Linked DNA regions of Mus musculus: region 1 is linked to region 2. The links are chromatin loops, found by intact Hi-C in ENCODE. Cell type or tissue: gastrocnemius. All regions are shown on one strand. Links, peaks and the distances in the headings refer to the core of each region. The heading gives the core; the rest is flanking DNA.

Region 1 (9,369 bases), core at 1,056-9,055, 370 kb after region 2:
CTAACCTAGCCAAACCAGGTGAGCTTCACATTTAATTAGAAATTTATTATTCTCAAAAAATAAGGTAGAAGACAGGTGTTGTGGCACACATCTTTAATCATAGCACTCAGGAGGCAGAGGCAGGCTGATCTCTGTGAGTCTGAAGTCAGGTTTGTTTACATAGTTTCAGCTCAACCAGCAGTAAAAGTGAGACTTGTCTCAGAAATATAAGGCGGAGAGCAGTAGAGAGATATTCACCATCCTCCTCTCCCCTTTACATATTCGTAAACCTACCACATACATAAGCACACACATGCATGCGTGTTTTCTCTCTCACACACAAGCACACATGCTCATTCTAACACATATGCACATGCTCTCGATCTCTGTCTTACACGTATAAACACATACATATGGGGGTGGCACAGGTTGATTCAGAATGTTGTCCCTGTGCTGCCCAGCACATTAGTCATGTGTAGCTTGGTGAGCACTCAGGTGTAATTAGAGTAACTAATGAGCTGAACTTGAGCTTGGTCTGACAGTACATGCTTACAGTTCCAGCCCACGAAACCAAAAAAGGGGCATCGAGGTGTTAGACTTTAATTACATAGGCGAATGTACTTAATGACTGCTGGATTCAACGGCACAGGTCTACTCTAATGCTTTCGCGGTGGGAAATTGTTTCTAATGGGAGGAATCTTTAGCTGAAAGATTTACTTTTCTTTCATAGGTTCCTTTTTAATCCCTCTGCCTGCCTTGATGAACATTTAATGCAGTTTAAGTTCTTAGGAATTTTAATGGGGGTTGCCATTCGTACAAAGAAGCCTCTGGACCTTCACCTGGCCCCTCTGGTGTGGAAACAGCTGTGCTGTGTCCCACTTACCCTGGAGGACCTGGAGGAAGTGGATCTGCTTTATGTGCAGACCCTTAACAGCATCCTTCACATTGAAGACAGTGGCATTACTGAAGAGAGTTTCCATGAGGTAAGCCTGGCACAGCTGGGCTTCTGTAACTCCTGACTTACTGTGTTCTCCAATCAGAAGTTTTCTATGTAAAGTCAGATGTTGTCTACCTCTTTCTGTCGGTCTGACTTTAGCATATCTAGGCCAAGCTGCCCTGGTACCTCAGTTTTAGTGGTCCAGGGAGCTGCTAATATGTGGAGCTGGCTCCAACTCCCAACTCCTGCTTCTTGTACCTTCTTGTACCTTAACAACTTTTCTGCCCGTCATGTGGACAACCACGGGCACCAAGTGGAGAGGGAGGCCTAGGTAGCCAGAACACAACAGACCTGGTTTGGGACAAAGATGTGGCTCTTTTTACCTATAGCAGATGGGTCAGCATAGTCTTGAGCAGTCAGACAGACGTGACTGGCCTGCCTTGTTTATAGAACTAAAGCCTTGACTTCATTATTGGTCTGTGTATGAGTCATGCTTTTTGTTATCCTCTTTACTGTGTAATAAAATATCTTATCTTTCTTTCCTTAGATGATTCCTCTTGATTCTTTTGTCGGCCAGAGTGCTGATGGTAAAATGGTCCCCATAATCCCTGGAGGAAATAGTATCCCACTCACGTTTTCCAATAGGAAGGAGTACGTAGAGAGGGCCATTGAGTATCGACTTCATGAGATGGACCGGCAGGTAAGATGAACTATCATGGTGCAGGAAGTGGTCTAGAATGCTTTCATTTGTCCAGACAAGAGCTCACTTATTTATGCCAGATCTGGCATTATTCGCCATCCATGCATAGATTCGCTTATATCTCTATTTCAGACCTTATTAGAGACTTCCTAGGCCATGTCTTACTATATCTACATCCTTAAGTCAGCTCCAAATTGACGTTGTTGTAGAAGGCCGTCTCCTTCCTCCTCCTCACATACCTATCTGGCCTGCATCTCTTACATTTTTGGTTGTGAGCCTATCCTTTAACGGCTGAGCCATCTATCCAGCCCTGGCCTGCATCTCTTAACTGCTCCCCACACAGTGCCCACTCCAGCTGGGTCACTTACCCTTAAACACGGTCTTACAGCCTAACGAGAGCCTCTTTCCTGCTCCTGATGCAGACCCTCAAGCCACAGCCAGGAGTGTACCTCCTTCACAGTCCTGCCTTACTCTGAAATCACTCCCCTTGTCTCATATCATTGTGCATGTGGTGGCCTAAAGACATTCAGGTCTTGTGTCTTCAGTCAGCTTGAAGGCTGCACGTGAGGAGTATCTTCTTTTTTGTTTGTGTTCTCCTTGGTCTGTGCTGAAGCATGAATAAGCATTGGATTAACAAAGGGGTAGGAATAAATGACCCTAGGAATTGATGTGTCTAAAGTTGGTTCTTTCCATAAAATCATTAACAGTTTCAGTATTTTATTTTTAGGTTATATTGGGTCCTTTTTAGCTCTGGATCCAGGCTCTGAGGATATCTAAGTTCAGTTATTTCAAGTTCCATATCCCTCACTCCTGGGTCCTTCTTTGAGTTTAGCTTTGGGACCAGTTCAGTTCTTAAACTGTTTTCTTTGTGACAGTGTTTACAGGAACAGGATCCAGGGTTTGTCTCCAGTTCATGATAGAGTGAGGAGGGGTGGGGGGGCAGGGAGAGATTGACGGACAGGGAGAGAGAGAGGGACAGGGAGAGAGAGGGACAGGGAGAGAGAGAGGGACAGAGAGAGAGAGGGGAGCAGGGAGAGAGAGAGGGACAGGGAGAGAGAGAGGGGCAGGGAGAGAGAGGGGGGGCAGGGAGAGAGAGAGAGGGGCAGGAGAGAGAGGGGGGCAGGGAGAGAGAGAGGGACAGGGAGAGAGAGAGGGACAGGGAGAGAGAGAGGGACAGGGAGAGAGAGAGGGGCAGGGAGAGAGAGAGGGACAGGGAGAGAGAGAGGGGCAGGGAGAGAGAGAGGGACAGGGAGAGAGAGAGGGGCAGGGAGAGAGAGGGGGGCAGGGAGAGAGAGAGGGACAGGGAGAGAGAGAGGGACAGGGAGAGAGAGAGGGGCAGGGAGAGAGAGAGGGACAGGGAGAGAGAGAGGGGCAGGGAGAGAGAGAGGGACAGGGAGAGAGAGGGGGGCAGGGAGAGAGAGGGGGCAGGGAGAGAGAGAGAGAAACAGAGACAGAGACTGAGGACTAAGATTGTGCCATGCAAAACAAATGTTCTATCACTGAACTTTGATGAACATTGAAAATCTTCAAAGTGCAGTGGTCCTGCCAAGTGCCGGGCCTCACTGTGTACAGTTATTTTGGGGGGTGGAGGGTGCTCTGGGAAATAAAGGCATTGTCAACCATTACCACAGAACCTAGAGAAAATAAGAATGGCCCTACCACAGACCCAAGAGCCAGAGCCAGGCTTCACTGCAGGCTGGTTCTGCTGACCATTCCTCTGAGCTTTGTCCACTCTCCTTGTTCCTCTCTCGGTGAATTGTCCCTTTGTTTTCACTTCCACCTCATCTTGTAGTATGAGTGTTCTTCCTGTAACTGTCCCCAGTCATTTCCTTGCTACCTCAAAGCAGCCAGCCTCACCCCTTAGCATCATACTGTATCCAGTCAGTTTTTGTTTTCTATTTTTCTGGCCTTGGTGGGTTGGCTTTGACAATCTGTAGCATGGATAGTCCCTTAGTCCCTTAGGGGTTCTATGGGCAGTCCCTCAGCCCAGGCAGTCACCAGAGCACCAGGTACAACCCCAGGGCCTTTCCTCGCTGTTGCTTCTGTTCTGAGGCGTGTGGTTTGCTTTATCAGGGGTGGTTTTAAGCTGCCCTAAAGAGAAGTGTGTGAGCTAGGGCCGCCCTCCTGCCCCCCAGAGGCAGAGGCTGGAGCTTCTTCCTCCATTCTCAGCTCCTTAGCTCCCCTGTGCTCTGAGAAGAGAAGCAGGGTGATTTTGAGTCATGGAGACACCACAGCACACTTTTAACAGCACACAGCTACATGTGACTAGAAACATGGCGGGGTGGCCACTGAAGGGACCCAGGCACTAAAACTCTGTGGAGAGAAGAAAGGCTCTGGTGCTGACTGACTTGAGACTAAGAGTGTGAGAGTCCCAGAGCAGTGGAACTCACACAAGGGTGGCCCTGGCTGCAGACCTCGGGCCTGGAACAGACAACCTGTGTCATGATGAGTGTCTGTCTACTACACCAAATGTGTGTTAAAATGAACAACCTTTAATGGATACAGGTGGCTGCAGTTCGAGAAGGGATGTCCTGGATTGTCCCTGTACCATTGCTGTCCCTCCTCACGGCCAAACAGCTGGAACAGATGGTGTGTGGGATGCCTGAGATCTGTGTGGATGTCCTGAAGAAGGTGGTGCGATACCGTGAGGTGGACGAGCAGCACCAGCTGGTGCAGTGGCTCTGGCGCACACTGGAAGAGTTCTCCAATGAGGAGCGGGTGCTCTTCATGCGCTTCGTGTCTGGGCGCTCCCGACTGCCAGCCAACACCGCTGACATTTCCCAGAGGTTTCAAATCATGAAGGTCGATAGGGTAAGTAGGCAGTTCTCCTTCCTTGGTTAAAATTTACTTCTTCTCCCCCCAACCCCTTCTCTGTTCCTTGCCTGCTAGGGAAACCAAAATGTAACCCCCCCAGAAGGTCTGCCCATTCAGGCTCTAGCATTTAGATTATCCAAATCTAAAAACATCAAGCATAAAAATTTACGTTCACTTAGGTGTGGGGAGAAAAGAGCCTAGTGGATGTGGAGTGCGTGTTGCCACAGCAACCCTGGCCTTGGTTAGGTCTCAGTGGGCAGGGGATCCTCATGCTTCCCCCGACTCTCAGGCCCTGGGCCTTTTCCATGTGTGCTCGTGTGCCAGGGTCCAGTCTTGTTTGGTGCACACCTGGTGTGCAGGAACCTGGAGATGTAGGCAGCAGGTATATGCTACCACAGGAGGGGTGCAGAGGGTGGAGGCCTTAGCTGCAGAGCCTCAAGAATAAACAAGCTTAGAATCTGAAGCACACATTGCAGTCCAGAGCCATTCTTCCTAAGTACTCTACCAGCTGTGCCTCTTTCCGTCTAGATCTTTCAGGGATCCTGGACAGACCCCGGGTAGATGCTGCTAGCCCTCTCCACAATCAGGCTTCTGCCTGTCTCTCCAGCATACCGTGTTCTTTTGCTTTGGAGCCCTTCCATAGTGAGTTTTCCTTCGTGCCCTTTCCATCTGGGCCTAGCAAGCACTGCCCTTTAAGGACAGTGCCCGTGATCTCCCTTACAGGAAGCTCTGGGATTCTTTCCTGTGCTTTCTGCCTGATTTCCTCTGGGCCTCTGCTCTCTGGCCCAACACTTACAGTATCTCTCTCCTCCTCTTTACTCAGCAGTAGCCCCTCCCCTTCCTGTGTGTGGGCACCCTCTAGCAGGTGCGTGGTGTTTGATAAGGAAATGGTAAGGAAAATAAGATGCTACACCCAGCACTTTCTTCAATTTCAGTGCCCTGTGTTCTTCACTCTCTTGCTGCTCCTGGAGGTTGCTGTAAACCAGTGATTCTCAACCCTCCTAATGCTGCGACCCTTTAATACAGTTCTTCATATTGTGACCCCCAACCATAAAATTATTTGACTACTTCATAACTGTATTTTGCTACCATTATGAATCATAATGTAAATATCTGATATGCAGAATATTTGATAAACTACCCCTATAAAAAGGTCTAAAAGGGGTCCAGACTCACAGGCTGAGAACTGCTCCTGTCGACAGAACTTTGCCTCCTGCAGCCTCCAGCTGGAGCCCTGCTCCTGGCTAGGGCCGTGGTTCACTGGGACTGCTGTGCTCTGGGATGCTGTGAAAAGAGCCTTTCCATACATTTGCTGCATGACTAGCCAGAGACTATAAGCGGCCAATCTGTTTTGTTGTTGCACAGTGAAGTGGGAAGGGGGTAATAGTTTCCTTCTGGTTAGTCCTCGGAATGATCCTTGCCTTGACTGTGTCCTAGGCTGCCCAGTCACCCCAGGAGTTACTGCTACTAATCCCCTGCCTCAGTAAACTGACTACTGGGGGTGTTCCTCTATGGCTCTTGGGTCACTTCTTTAGTACCCACATTTAAGTGTCTGAGCCATCTGATGTCCTTCCCTTCCTTGATGTCCTCAGCTTTTCTGCCCATATCTCTGGCATCAGTGGCTCTCATATGGAGGCTGATGAGCCTCTCATACATGGAGGATGCAGATCCCACCACTGGAATGCAGCCCAGTTGTCAGGGTGCTCTGAGGAAGAGCACAGATTCAAAAAGAGCTAGGGAGGAAGGGTGGGGTCAGGATGTAGCCAGTAGGAAGTGCTTCCCTGGCACTCACAACCCAGCACTGCAAGGAGAGACATTTACTATTAAATACTGTGTAGCCAGCAGTGGTACACACTGTGATCCTAGCACCTAAGGAAGGAGTTCAAGTTAGGGCCAGCCTGAGCTACATAACAGACCCTGTCTGTCTTAGCTTGGGTTTTACTTCTGTGAGCAGACACCATGACCAAGGCAACTCTTATAAGGACACCTTTTAACTGGGGCTGGCTCACAGGTTTAAAGGTTCAGTCCATCATCATCAAGGCAGGAGCATGGCAGCTTCCAGGCAGGCTTGGTGCAGATGAAGCTGAGAGTTCTACATCTTCATCTGAAGATATCTGCTAGCAGAACACTGGCTACCACATGGTTAGGAGGAGGGTCTCATTGACTACCCCCACAGTGATGCACTTTCTCTAAGAAGGCCACATGTCCTAGTAGTGCCAGTCCCTGGGCCAAGCATATTCAAATCACACTGTCTAAAAAAATAAGAATCATAATTATCATTACTGTCCTTGCAAATCGTTTGGAAAATGGTTGTTAGCAGGGTGGGTCAGAGAAGATATATAACCTGCCCTCTAAAAGAAGCCATTTTCAGCTGTGTACTTTAAAAATTCTTTTTTAAAGCCAAGCATAGTGGCATACTCTCAGTACTTAGGAGGCAGAGGCAGGTACATCTTTGTGAGTTCAAGGTCTGCCTGGTCTGCATACTGAGTACCAAGCTAGCCAGAGTTATATAGTGAGACCATGTGTTTAAAGGGGGCGGGGCTTTTTTTAATTAAAATTTAAAAAACCCTCTTTCCAAGCCGGGCAGTGGTGGGATACACCTTTAATCCCAGCATGCAGGAGACCAGAGGAAGGTGGATCTCTGTGAGTTTGAGGGGACAGCCAAAGCTATACAGAGAAACTCTGTCTTGAAAAGCCAAAAAGAAAAACAAAACAAGAAAACGCAGCTGTGTAAACACATCCTCATGATGGTTAGTTAAGTGCACACCTTGGGCTTCACTGCTTTTCCCCACCATCCGTGAACAACAGCGAGGGGCTTCAGACCACACTGCAGCAGAGAAGGGGTGAGGTGCCATGGACAGGACCCTAGCCCCTTCCACTTCACTCTCTGTGGGGATCCCCACCATGACCTCAGGCCTGCCTGCCCCTTGGTGGACAGCAGGGAGCTCTCAGCATGCTCTTCTCTCTGCCAGGTTCTGGTCTCCCAAGTAGCCCTAGTCAGGACTCCACTTTCCATTGCAGGCCATTGCAGGAAGTGGGAAGGAGGATGAAGCCCAACTGAAAGTGTCCCCAGCTGCGACAGTGGGTCCTCTGTGCTTTGTGCTGAGACCTACTCTCTGACTCCTGCAGATCAGCCAGAAGTCAGGGAGAGGCTCTCTCCTGTCTTGGGTGGTAATGAGTAGCCCCATGCTCCCTGGGATGGCAGTGCACTTGTTAACAGCTCTTGGTCTGTCTCTCCACAGCCTTATGACAGTCTGCCTACCTCACAGACCTGCTTCTTCCAGCTGCGGCTGCCCCCCTATTCCAGCCAGCTGGTCATGGCTGAGCGCTTGAGATATGCCATCAACAACTGCCGTTCAATTGACATGGACAACTACATGCTCTCAAGAAATGTGGACAATGCAGAGGGCTCTGACACTGACTACTGACTGATGAGGGTGCTGTCACCCACCTTTCTCAATAATGCTCACTTCCAATTTGATGTTGGTATACTTTTATGGTAACTACATAGATGTTTTAGGAACATAAGCTGATACAAACAGTGGCCACATTTAGTTACTTCAAATGAAACAAAGAAATTAGATGGTTTTATTTTTCTGTGATTGTACAAAACAAAGAGCAGAAACTGCTCAGTCAGGTTTTCCTCTGTATTTTTTGGTCACTGTGGATAAGTTTGCATGGAGCCATTTTGGTGTATTTTTAGTTGAGAATGATACATTTTTGTAAGCCCACCCAGTGAACATGAAATTGTACATTGTGTATAATTGTTCATTAGAAAGGACAGTTTTACATGAATATTCATATATTTATTTTGTTTTAGTTTGATTCGCCTGTGCAGGGTTCCTTATGCAGAGAAATAAAGCAGATTCAGGAATCAGAGTGGGGCCGCTGTTGTTGATCCAGGGGTGCCTAGGCTAGAAGTTGAAGCAGACATGAGCCCAAACAGAGTGAGCTTTGCAGTCTGCCAGTGTCACCTTGCTCTCTGGGCCATTCAGAAACTGGGGACAGATTTCTTCTGAAAAGGATACCTACCGAGGAGGAGCCGGGGCTCTCACACCTCCCTCCCCTTGTGCTGCTGGCATCCCGGCCTACAGCAGAGCCTCAAGCATGGCTGGTGTGAGGCAGCACCTCTGTGCCAATGTACCAAAGGACAGCAAAGGGGACAGTGGTCCAAAAGAGACAGCTGTGCACATGCATCAGTGAGTGGATGGGTGGCTGACAGTGTACATTCATACAAGGGTTAGTGTGTGGATGAGGGACTGAGACAGAGCCCCACTTGGTGTTTAACCCAGCCCTTGTGGTCAGTGGCAGTTGCTCATCTGTCCAAGAGTGCCAGCTGAGTATGCCGGGTGGTGGGAAAGAGGAGCCCCCTTGCTGTGAGGCTCCTGCTGCAGTGTACCAGAAAGCATTGGAGGTCAGTAGGCAGCTTGTCTCTTTTCCTCCCATCTAATCTGTGTCACAGGCTGCTTCCTGTGGACTCAATGAAAAGGCCATTGCTGACAGCCTGCTCAAATAAGGTACCAGGCAGAGAAACGGGAAGGCAAGTTTACCAGTGGAAAGGCGAGTGCTTGTCTTTCCAAATCTGAAGGAACATCCCTGATAAAGCTGAGAATCCAGGCATCATTTTATTGAAGTTTTCATATGGAATTGGTTCCCTAGAAAAAGATTCAAGTCTCTGGGGGGCACCGGAGACTTCTAAATAAAGATATGCCCTTAATTCTGGACTTGAGGTAGGAAGGCCCTGCTTGTGCCTCTAGGCTTTGTCCTAGTGACAAGCAGTCTGCAGGCTTCAGTTTATTGCCATTGAGAATAATGCCTTAACCGGATCTGGGCCTTTGACAGAAGATTTGCTCTGCCTGGAGACTGTGGGAGCACTCTAGTAAGATGGTGCCCGACAAACCCACTTGTCTCAGGTCTGCAGAGATGCAGATAGCATGGT
Region 2 (9,369 bases), core at 781-8,780:
GTCAGCCTGGTCTACAGAGTGAGTTCCAGGACAGCCAGGACTACACAGAGAAACCCTGTCTCAAAAAAACCAAATAAATAAATAAATAAATAAATAAATAAATAAATCTGAGTCCTCTCCCTCCTCTCTGTATGCTTGTCTTCTGGATGCAGAGAGTTGCCACATGTTAGTTCCTGTGAAACAAGGAACTTAGTTACAGCCAGGACTACACAGAGAAACCCTGTCTCAAAAAAACCAAATAAATAAATAAATAAATAAATAAATAAATCTGAGTCCTCTCCCTCCTCTCTGTATGCTTGTCTTCTGGATGCAGAGAGTTGCCACATGTTAGTTCCTGTGAAACAAGGAACTTAGTTGCTTGTCCTGTCTCTGTCCCTGTTGTCATCTGCTGATTTTAAGCCGAGCTTCTCAGTGGCCGTCTCTAGCTCTTCTCTTTGGTTCTGGTTCTTGCAGCTAGTGTGAGTAAATTAGCAGTTGACTGTACCCCACTGCCCTTCCTACTTCCTTATTCTAAATCTCCTGAGGAATCCCTATTGCCTGTGGCTAGTTGTGAAATACCCTGGTGGTTGGGCCCCACCCTTCTTCTCTGCTCTTTCCTTTGCTGGAAACAAGCCAAGGAAGCCCCTGATGGTTCTTTCCTTCTGTCTTAAGGGGATGCTGTTCATTTTCAAAGGCTTAATCCCACCTTCTCTCCAACCAAGACTCCTCTAGGGCTCCCTTCACATTCTCCCCATTCACAGTTCCCATGGTTTTGAATTAAGACTTGGATATGGACGAATAATGATCTAAGAAAATTGTTTTCTATTAGTAGAAATTTCTGTCAGATACTTGGGAGTTGCTGAAATATTTGATTAAAAGAAAATTAGGAGGACGGGTAGTGGTGGCGCACGCCTTTAATCTCAGCGCTCGGGAGGCAGAGGCAGGCAGATTTCTGAGTTTGAGGCTAGCCTGGTCTACAGAGTGAGTTCCAGGACAGCCAGGGCTATACAGAGAAACCCTGTCTCGAAAAAACAAAAGAAAAAAAAAGAAAAAAGAAAGTTAGGGCGGGGTGGTTGGGCCTGAAGAGATGGCTCCGCATTGGCTGTTCTTGCAGAGGACCTGTGTTCAGTTTCTTATGCACATGGCCACTCACAGCTGTCATTCCAGGGATCTTGAGGCCCTGGTCTGGCTTCTGTGGGCACTACATACACAGAATACACAGATATGTATGGAGGCAAAACATACACATTTGAAACTAGTCCGTGCTTCAATTGAGATAAGAATCCTCATCCTCACTTAGAATATTCACATTTTAATTTAATACCTTGTCTCTGATGCTTCTAGATTTGATTCGAACTATCCGGGACCCAGAAAAGCCCAATACTTTAGAAGAACTGGAAGTGGTCACAGAGAGTTGTGTGGAAGTTCAAGAAATAAATGAAGATGACTATTTGGTTATTATCAAGTTCACACCAACAGTACCTCATTGCTCTTTGGCAACTCTTATTGGTAAGGGTTGTGTGTGTGTGTGTGTGCATGTGTGTGTACATGGGTGCATGGGAATTCTAGTTTTTATTGGTAAATGTGTGTCTGTATGAATGCTTCTTACATTTTTAATTAAGTTTTTTGTGTATGGGTTGTTTTATCTGCATGTATGTCTGGGTACCATGTGCCAACAGAGACCTGCTAAGTCATCCCGACGGCAGTTAAATAAGTGGTTTTAAATATACTTTGTTTTAATTTTTTGCCTGGCTTGGCTTACCAGTGGCTTATTTTGGGGGGTAGGGTTAAAGACAGGGTTTCCTTTTGTAGCTCTGGCTGTCCTAGACCAAGCTGGCCTCAAACTCATAGAGATCCGCTGGCCTCTGCCTCAGAGTGCTTGGATTAAAGGTGTGCGCCACCATGCCTGTCTTCTGGTATTTTGTAAAGCTTAAGGGTCCGTCCATTATGCCTGAGTGCCAGCTGGCCCAGCAGAAAAGGCCTGGCCTTTGTGGTGCTCCTTTGTTCTGGTCAGTGCCAGCTCTGCTGTGGTACTACCACCAACAGTCACCTTACACTGTGACCTTGGTTCACCATGTATAGAATGACCCAGTTCCCTGGATTTACTGGGGCAGGCATGAAACTCTATTTCCTCATGGTGCCAAGGTCACAGGAGACCCACACTGGGTGGATGCAGTTTGAACTTTATGGTTTTTCTAGAGCCAGTAAGAAGGGATACAAAGATAATGAAGATTTTTCCCCCATCATAGGGCTGTGCCTAAGAGTAAAGCTTCAGCGGTGTCTGCCGTTCAAACACAAGGTAAGAAGCTTGCTTCCGCCTCACACCCAGGGCCTCACGTGAGCCTCACATACCTGCCGCAGAGCCCCGTCCCTGCTCCAGCTTGACTTGTGACACCTATTAAGGTGTAATTCACACATCATATAAGCCACCTGAAGTAGATAGCTGAGTAGTCTCTGATAACTCCTGCAGGGTTCTGCAGCCATCTCTGAATCACTGTTGAACACTTGCATCCCCTGCATCCTGCATGCAGTCAAGTACGGTAAGACATGAGTAACGCCACCACTTGGGAGGTTAAGAGAGGATGGTAGCCTGGGCTACACAGCCAGATCCTGTATCAAAAATGGAGAGAGAGAGAGAGAGAGAGAGAGGGAGAGAGAGAGAGAGAGAGAGAGAGAGAGAGAGGGAAGGAGGGGGCAGCCCTGATTTGCTAATAAGTAGTCTCTCTGTGCTTACAGCATGCTCTTCTCTGCTTCTCTGTACAGAACAACCATCTATTTCCAGTCTCCATAATTTGGGATATTTCATTTTAATGAAATTAGACAGTGTGTGGATTCCTTGACTTACTATGTTTTTAGTGTTGATGTTTTAAAGTGTGTGTTTTATTCTTAGGTAGTGTCATATAATAATATCCAATTAAATGGAGAGACCTTGTTTAATTTTGCTTTCTTACCAGTTTTTAGACATTTGAGTTGTTCCCACTTTTTGTTAAAATGGAGTTTTGGGGCTGAGGAGATGGCTCAGTGGTTAAGTGTGGTTGCTCTTGCAGAGGACCTGAGTTCAATTCCCAGCGTCCACATGGTGGCTCCCAATCATCTATAACTTTAGTTCTTCTTTTGACTTCAATTGGCACATACATGGTACACATACATACATGCAGGTAAAACATTTATACACATTAAATAAATTATATGTATAATAAATTGTATATAATAATCATATATAAATAAATAATATATATATTATTGTTTCCAGTAATACCCTTTATGGTGGTAGTGTTCCCTCCCCTTCCTGCCTTCCCCCAGTAATGGTTCTCAGTAGTTACTTCATTTAGGCAGGAGTAGTTCCTTGCTCTTATCTTTCATGATTTTGATTTGTTGTTGTTGAGACAGGATCTCATTATGTAGCCCAGGCTGGCCTTGAGTTTGAGGCTATTCTCCTGCCTTAGCTTTCCAAGTGCTGGCACTGGCATTATTAGCATCTGTCAGCACACCTAGAGATCTTGACACTTGTGAAGAGTGTAGATATTTTATAGATTCTGTCTCAAATTGGGTTTTCAGATGATTCATGATTAGATTGTTATTCATTTTTGGTAAGAAAACAGAACAAATATGTTTTTCCTACATAGCATGAAGAAGCTATAGTTTTAGTTTGTCCCATCACAGCAGCCATACTATTAACTATTTGGTTATACTGAGGTATATTATTAATTCACATAGGAGCAGGGGAGTAAATGCTTGAGTCTTTATCTCTGCTTGTTGGCCTCTTTTTTTTTTTTTCTCCCGAGAAAGGGTCTTACTGCAGCTCTAGCTGTTCTAGAATTCTCTGAGTAGATCAGGCTGGCCTCGAACTCACAGAGACACCTGCTGCTGCCTCCCAAGTGCTAAGATTACAAGGCTTCTGCCATTGTGTCCAGCCTGTGGCTATTTCAGAATAGTGAGTCAGTAGTGAGTCCTGTAAATTCTCACCAGAGTTAAGCATTTGTTTTTCATGGAGTTTTGTGCTAGTGGAGGAATCGGGATAGTGGTCTTTTTAATTGTGTCTTTGTATGAGTGAGAGTAGTGTGTTTGCCATGGAACATGTTTGGAGTCCATTTTCTCTGTCCACTGTGGTATTGAATTCAGTCACCAGGCTTGTATGGCAAGCACTTCTACGTACTGAGCCGTCTCACCAGCCGAGTTTTGTGGTTTTAAAAGAAACTGAACTAAGTGGGGCGTGGTGTGCACATCTTTGATCCCAGCACTTGGATCTCTGAGTTTGAGGCTGGCCTGGTCTACAAAGTAAGTTCCAGGGTGCCCAGGGCTGTTACACAGAGAAACCTTGACTTGAAAAGCTGAGAGAGAGACAGACAGACAGGCAGACAGACAGGTAGGTACACAGAGAGAGAGAGAGAGAGACAGAGACAGAGACAGAGACAGAGACAGAGACAGAGACTCTGAGTTGAACTAGACGGTCTCTAAGGTCCCTATTAGCTATAATTGTTCTGTTTTCCTCTTGAAAACTCTTGATCTCTGGGCCGACTCTGTGCTGCCCTCTGCACAGGCTGGCTTTGGCCTCAGCCTCAGCCACAGGATTTGCAGCAGTTTTGTGGTTGTATCAAAAGCTCTTGTACTTAGGAGTTGACTAATTTGTGGAGTTAACAGGGCTAGACAAGACGGCTTTACTGGTGTTACACCTGGGAATAAACTAAGGCAGATAACAGGAAAAGGGGGATGCTCTCGTAGGCAAGAACCTATATATTTGTCTCATTTTTGTCAAGCAGTAACTTCGTGTGTGTTTGTGTATAAAATATGCATAAGAGAAAAAATGTGTTTGTGTGTGTAGAAGTGAGGAAGAAGAAAGGACACACTAGGTTGCTGGTGTGGTGCCCCAGGGAGATGGGACAGAAGGCAGATCAAATAATGATTTGAGAAGAGGGTGAGGGTAGGGCAGAGATCACGTGAGATCTGTATGATTCATACAGAAATCCAAGGGCACGCCCCCTGCAGGTCAGTTGGTGGAAATGCTTCAGTTCCATCCTGTTAGGTCTCTGATGTTCCCCACCCCGGTTCCCCATCCTGGGTCTGCCCTCCACACCTCTGGATGCTGCTGATGTTTTGCTTCTGTCTCTCTTCTCTCCAGTTGGAAATCTACATTTCTGAAGGAACTCACTCGACAGAAGAAGACAGTAAGTGAAGATGGCTTCAGCTAATACTTTTGTCTTGGGTACTAGGTTGTCAGCCAACTAGCCCAGCTGATATACTGGGGTGCCCTGCAAAAAAGAGGGGACACCACAGTTATGCTCTTCCTTCACAGGTTGGGAAGCCCAGGCATTTAAAGGAAGTCATTTTGTAAACTGGTTCTGATGGCAGGCTACATACAGATCCATAAACATGTCCAGCTCCAGAGACGTTGAGCTAGGAAGCCTTGGTTCTTCTCTAACAGCCCCTTAGCTGTGTGCAAAGTTGAAACCAAGAATCTCGAAAGTCATGTGTTAGGGAATCTTCGGGGGTGGGGGTGGTAATGGGGGGTGGTCTGGGTCAATGTGGTAGCACAGGAGTGGGGGTGACCCCTCCTCTGTAGAGAGAATACAACCAATAGTCATTTGAAAATTGAAGATGTGGGATTATAAAACAGCAAATGACAAAATGTTTCCTCATTAATTATGTGGTACATGGAAAACAGAATTTTGTACAAATGATGGGAAACAAGGGAAGAGAAAAACACTGGAAGTGCTTGCTTCCTGCCAGGCTCGATGGCACACGCCTTCAGTACCAGCACTCAGGAGGCAGGGACTGGCAGGTCTGAATTTGAAGCCAGCCTGGTCTGCAGAGTGACTTCCAGACCAGTCACGATTGCACAGTGAGCCTTTGTCTCAAATAAATAGTAAAAGTGCTCGTGTGTTAGCATCACTAAATAGATTGAAAAGGTAGAGAAGAGCAGAGGAGGAGAGAACGGGAGGTAATGGGTGAGGTGAGAGAAGACAGTAAGCCCTGAGAGCAAGCTGTAAGTGGAGAGGCGAGGGAGGACACTCGCCGGTCCAGAGGGGCAGCCTGCCAGCCTGTCCTAGAAGCCTGTTAGGTACTGTGGGAGAACAATGAAAATCATGCCCTAGTTTTTATAGTTCTCTGGGGGATAAATGCTCCAAACCTCCTAAGCTGAGGAATTTTATCTCTCACTTTATTTATTTACTTACTGTGTGTGTTTTGCTTGCATGCATGTCTGCATTCATGCCTCCAGTGCCCTTAGAGGCCAGAGGAGGACATCAGATTCCCTGGAACTGGGGTTATTAGCTGCCATGTAGGTTTTGGGAATCACAGCCAGGTCTCCTGGAAAAGCGGCCAGTGCTCTTAACTTCTGAGCCACCTTTTCAGCCCTCACTTTATTTATTTTATTTACTTCGTATAAAGCTAGGGATTGAACCCAGGGCTTCAAATGTGCAAGGCAAGAGCTGTTCCACTGAGCTATATTCCCAGTCCATTTTATTTATTTGGTTTGTTTGTTTATTTGTTTATGAACTTGGTCTCACTGTGTACACCAGGCTGGCCTAGAACTCATAGAGTTCTGTCTGCCTTTGACCCCTGAGTGCTGGGTAAAGGCAGGCACCACTATGCCTGGCCAGACATTTAGAATTTTTGCCATGTAACCAGCACTATAGTTAAACAAACAGGGCTAAATGGGAAAAGCAGCAGTTTTGAATGTCACTCTGAATGTAACTGTATAGAAATGTGTGTATTGATGATGCCCAGAAAGAAATCAAAATTGCAGTTGGTTGTAGAGTGGAGCGCGAGAGAGTATTTTTCTCTTGAGACGGCTTTCAGGACCTTAGTCATTGCATTAGGATGGATTAGTTAAAAGCACTTGCTGTTCTTCCCAAGGACTGGGGTTCAGTGTCCAGGACCCACATCAGGCAGCTCACAATCACTCAGAGCTTCAGCCCCAGGGGATCCAGTGCCCTATTCTGGCCTCCATATACACTTGTGAGCAGTGCATGTGTGTGTGTGTGTGTGTGTGTGTGTGTGTATGCCCAAGGGAAAAAAATCTTAATAAACTGTATGATGAGTTAGCTGTAAGTTCTCAAGGAGTTAAATGCTTTGCTTTAGCAGGCTGGAAAAATGCTGCTGACTGACCTCTCTGTCAGCACAGTTCTGTTAACTTTTGTCCTTGTGTTTTGCAGTCAACAAGCAGATAAATGACAAAGAGCGAGTGGCAGCTGCAATGGAGAACCCCAACCTTCGGGAAATCGTGGAACAGTGCGTCCTCGAGCCGGACTGACCCCTCCCTAAGAGCCAGTGGCTTAGAAGTGTTGGATCTGCTAGTTTCAATCCTTTGTAAGATGTAGAGGACACATGTTGACTAGATAGGTGATTTGTACCTCAGAGCTTTTTTTGTTTTTTGTTTTTTCGAGACAAGGTTTCTCTGTGTGGCCCTGGCTGTCCTGGAACTTGTTCTGTTGACCAGGCTGGCCTTGAACTCAGAGATCCACCTGGCTCTGTCTCCCAAATGCTGGGATTAAAGGTGTACACCACCACTGCCTGGCCTTCAGAGCATCTTTTAAGAGGATTCTTTCTGAGCAAATTTCAGTTATGAGGTAGATTCTAATTGTTCAATGAGTAACATTCTCAGGATTTCTAACTCAAGTGATCAGACAGAAAATATTTTCTAGTTATTATGTGTAAAATGTTACTATTTTTCTGATGACCATTCTGATACAACTGCTTTTCATGTCAAATATCTACTGTGCCCAAATGTATTTGATTTAAACCATTCTAAAATAAATATGACACGATTCTTTTAATGGCTCACCTTAGGTTTTTACTGAATTATAAATTCTAATGTAAACGTGAACTTTTAACAGGCATCTCCATAGCTGTGTTCTCTGATTATTGTGTAGAGTGAGGTCTAAGAATGGAAAGGTGAGGCCTGCTTTCCCTTTGGGAGAATGCTGGACCCATGCATTTAGAGTTGAGGGTCAGATGACTTATCTAGTTTTAACTAGTTTATTTTATGTGTATGATTGTTTTGCCTGCATGTATATATGTGTACCACATGCTTGCCTGAGGAGTTCAGAAGAAGGGATCAAATCCCCTGGAACTAGAATTACAGTTGTTAGTTGCCATGTAGGTGCTGGGATCGAACCTAGGTCGTTTGGAAGAGCAGTGTAGGTGGGTGCTCTTAGCCACTCAACAACCATCCATCTCTCCAGCTTCATAGTCACAGTTTTAAAGGAGTCTCCTCAAGAAGAGCGGAGGATCTAGCACAGTGAGAGTGTTGTGCTCTGCAAGGCCAAGTACCCGGGTTCAAACTTCCCCCCAAAAGAAGTACTGTGAGGTACTTGTTTGTTTTGTTTTTACTGAATTAATCTAGATGTTCTGAGCTTTCTTTTTTTCTTAGCTCAGCCTGATAGGGAGAAGAGTATACCTTTGGAGTGTGAAAGGGTATGGTAGGCGGCTTGCAGCAGAGCCTAATGTCCTCATCACCTGGCCTTTGTGCACTTGTACAGTCTCTTCCAGTTACAGCTGGTGGGCAGACCCAAAGAAATGGCAGAGGGACATAGTGTGACTTCTGAGTGCAGATTAGAATAGGTATTGCTGCTTCTGTCTTGGTCTTTTGGATTGCTCTCTCTGCCAGAATCTGGCCACTACAGCCAGAGAAAACTCAAGCATACCTGTGGAGACTTTCACAGGTAGAGGAGGCTACCCCACTGTCTACTACAATCACCATACACTAATTTTCGACCTTCGTGAACCACCGTGGAAGCCATCTTCCACCCACGGCCACTGTGTTAGGTAGATAAGAGTCTCATAGAAGACCTGGAAGGGAAGGGCCGTGCTAGAGACCAAATGTTTACTGTTTATTTCACTAAGGGCAAGGATTAGTTTGTTATGAAACACTAAGTCACAGAGTGCTGGGTGCCAACCCCATTTTGGCAGAAGGCTGGGGTGTGACACTTAGCATTCTGTTGAGGGGATTTTTAAGAAGTTAACTCAGAGTTTGGAGGTATGCTGTCTGTGGGTGAGAGAGACTCAGGACCATGTTTATGGCAGCCCAAGGAACAAAAATGGAACAGGGCAAGAGGCTAGGTACCTTGGAAATTTGGAAGCACTTTAAAAATGCATATATATTTTAAAAATTTTAAGTACATGTATGTCTGTACACCACATGTATGCCTGGTACCTGTGGAGGCCATAAAGGCCATAAAGATTCTCTGAAATTGGAGTTACACACGGTTGTGAGCTGCCACGTGGGTGCTGGGAATCAAACCCTGGGTCCTGCAAGAGCAACTGCAAGAGCAACTGCAAGAGCAACAAGTGCCCTTAGCCACTGACTTGTCTCTCTGGCCTCGAGTCTAACCACTTTGAGGGCAAAGCAGTGCCTGAGTGTCTTGCTGGGGTGTCATAATTGACACTGGC

Evidence for each region. Peaks named below come from ENCODE experiments on the same cell type or tissue, not always from the same donor. Only the 100,000 strongest peaks of a DNase experiment are listed, where the experiment ranks them.
Region 1: a loop joins it to region 2, with 2.5 times the contacts of the local background. A loop is called at or near these places in 3 of 42 quality-filtered maps.

The regions. Positions count from the first base shown.
Region 1 is chr9:66,500,467-66,509,835 of GRCm38, forward strand. Herc1 (HECT and RLD domain containing E3 ubiquitin protein ligase family member 1) reads left to right here. Exons shown (of 78, transcript NM_145617.3): 75 at 710-962; 76 at 1,464-1,616; 77 at 4,122-4,427; 78 at 7,673-8,309. The coding sequence ends at 7,858. Fbxl22 (F-box and leucine-rich repeat protein 22) reads right to left here. Exons shown (of 2, transcript NM_175206.4): 2 at 7,993-9,369. Among named protein-coding and RNA genes, the nearest start is that of Fbxl22, 9.4 kb to the right of the region's middle. In gastrocnemius, for the core only: no CTCF peak of the experiment used is centred there; DNase peaks (open chromatin) are centred at 5,694, 6,120, 7,400 and 8,689; H3K27ac peaks cover 2,567 bases.
Region 2 is chr9:66,131,204-66,140,572 of GRCm38, forward strand. It overlaps Ciao2a (cytosolic iron-sulfur assembly component 2A), which reads left to right. Exons shown (of 5, transcript NM_026635.3): 2 at 1,324-1,488; 3 at 2,229-2,278; 4 at 5,099-5,144; 5 at 7,134-7,765. The coding sequence ends at 7,231. Among named protein-coding and RNA genes, the nearest start is that of Ciao2a, 9.3 kb to the left of the region's middle. In gastrocnemius, for the core only: a CTCF peak has its summit at 4,955 (motif pointing left); no DNase peak of the experiment used is centred there.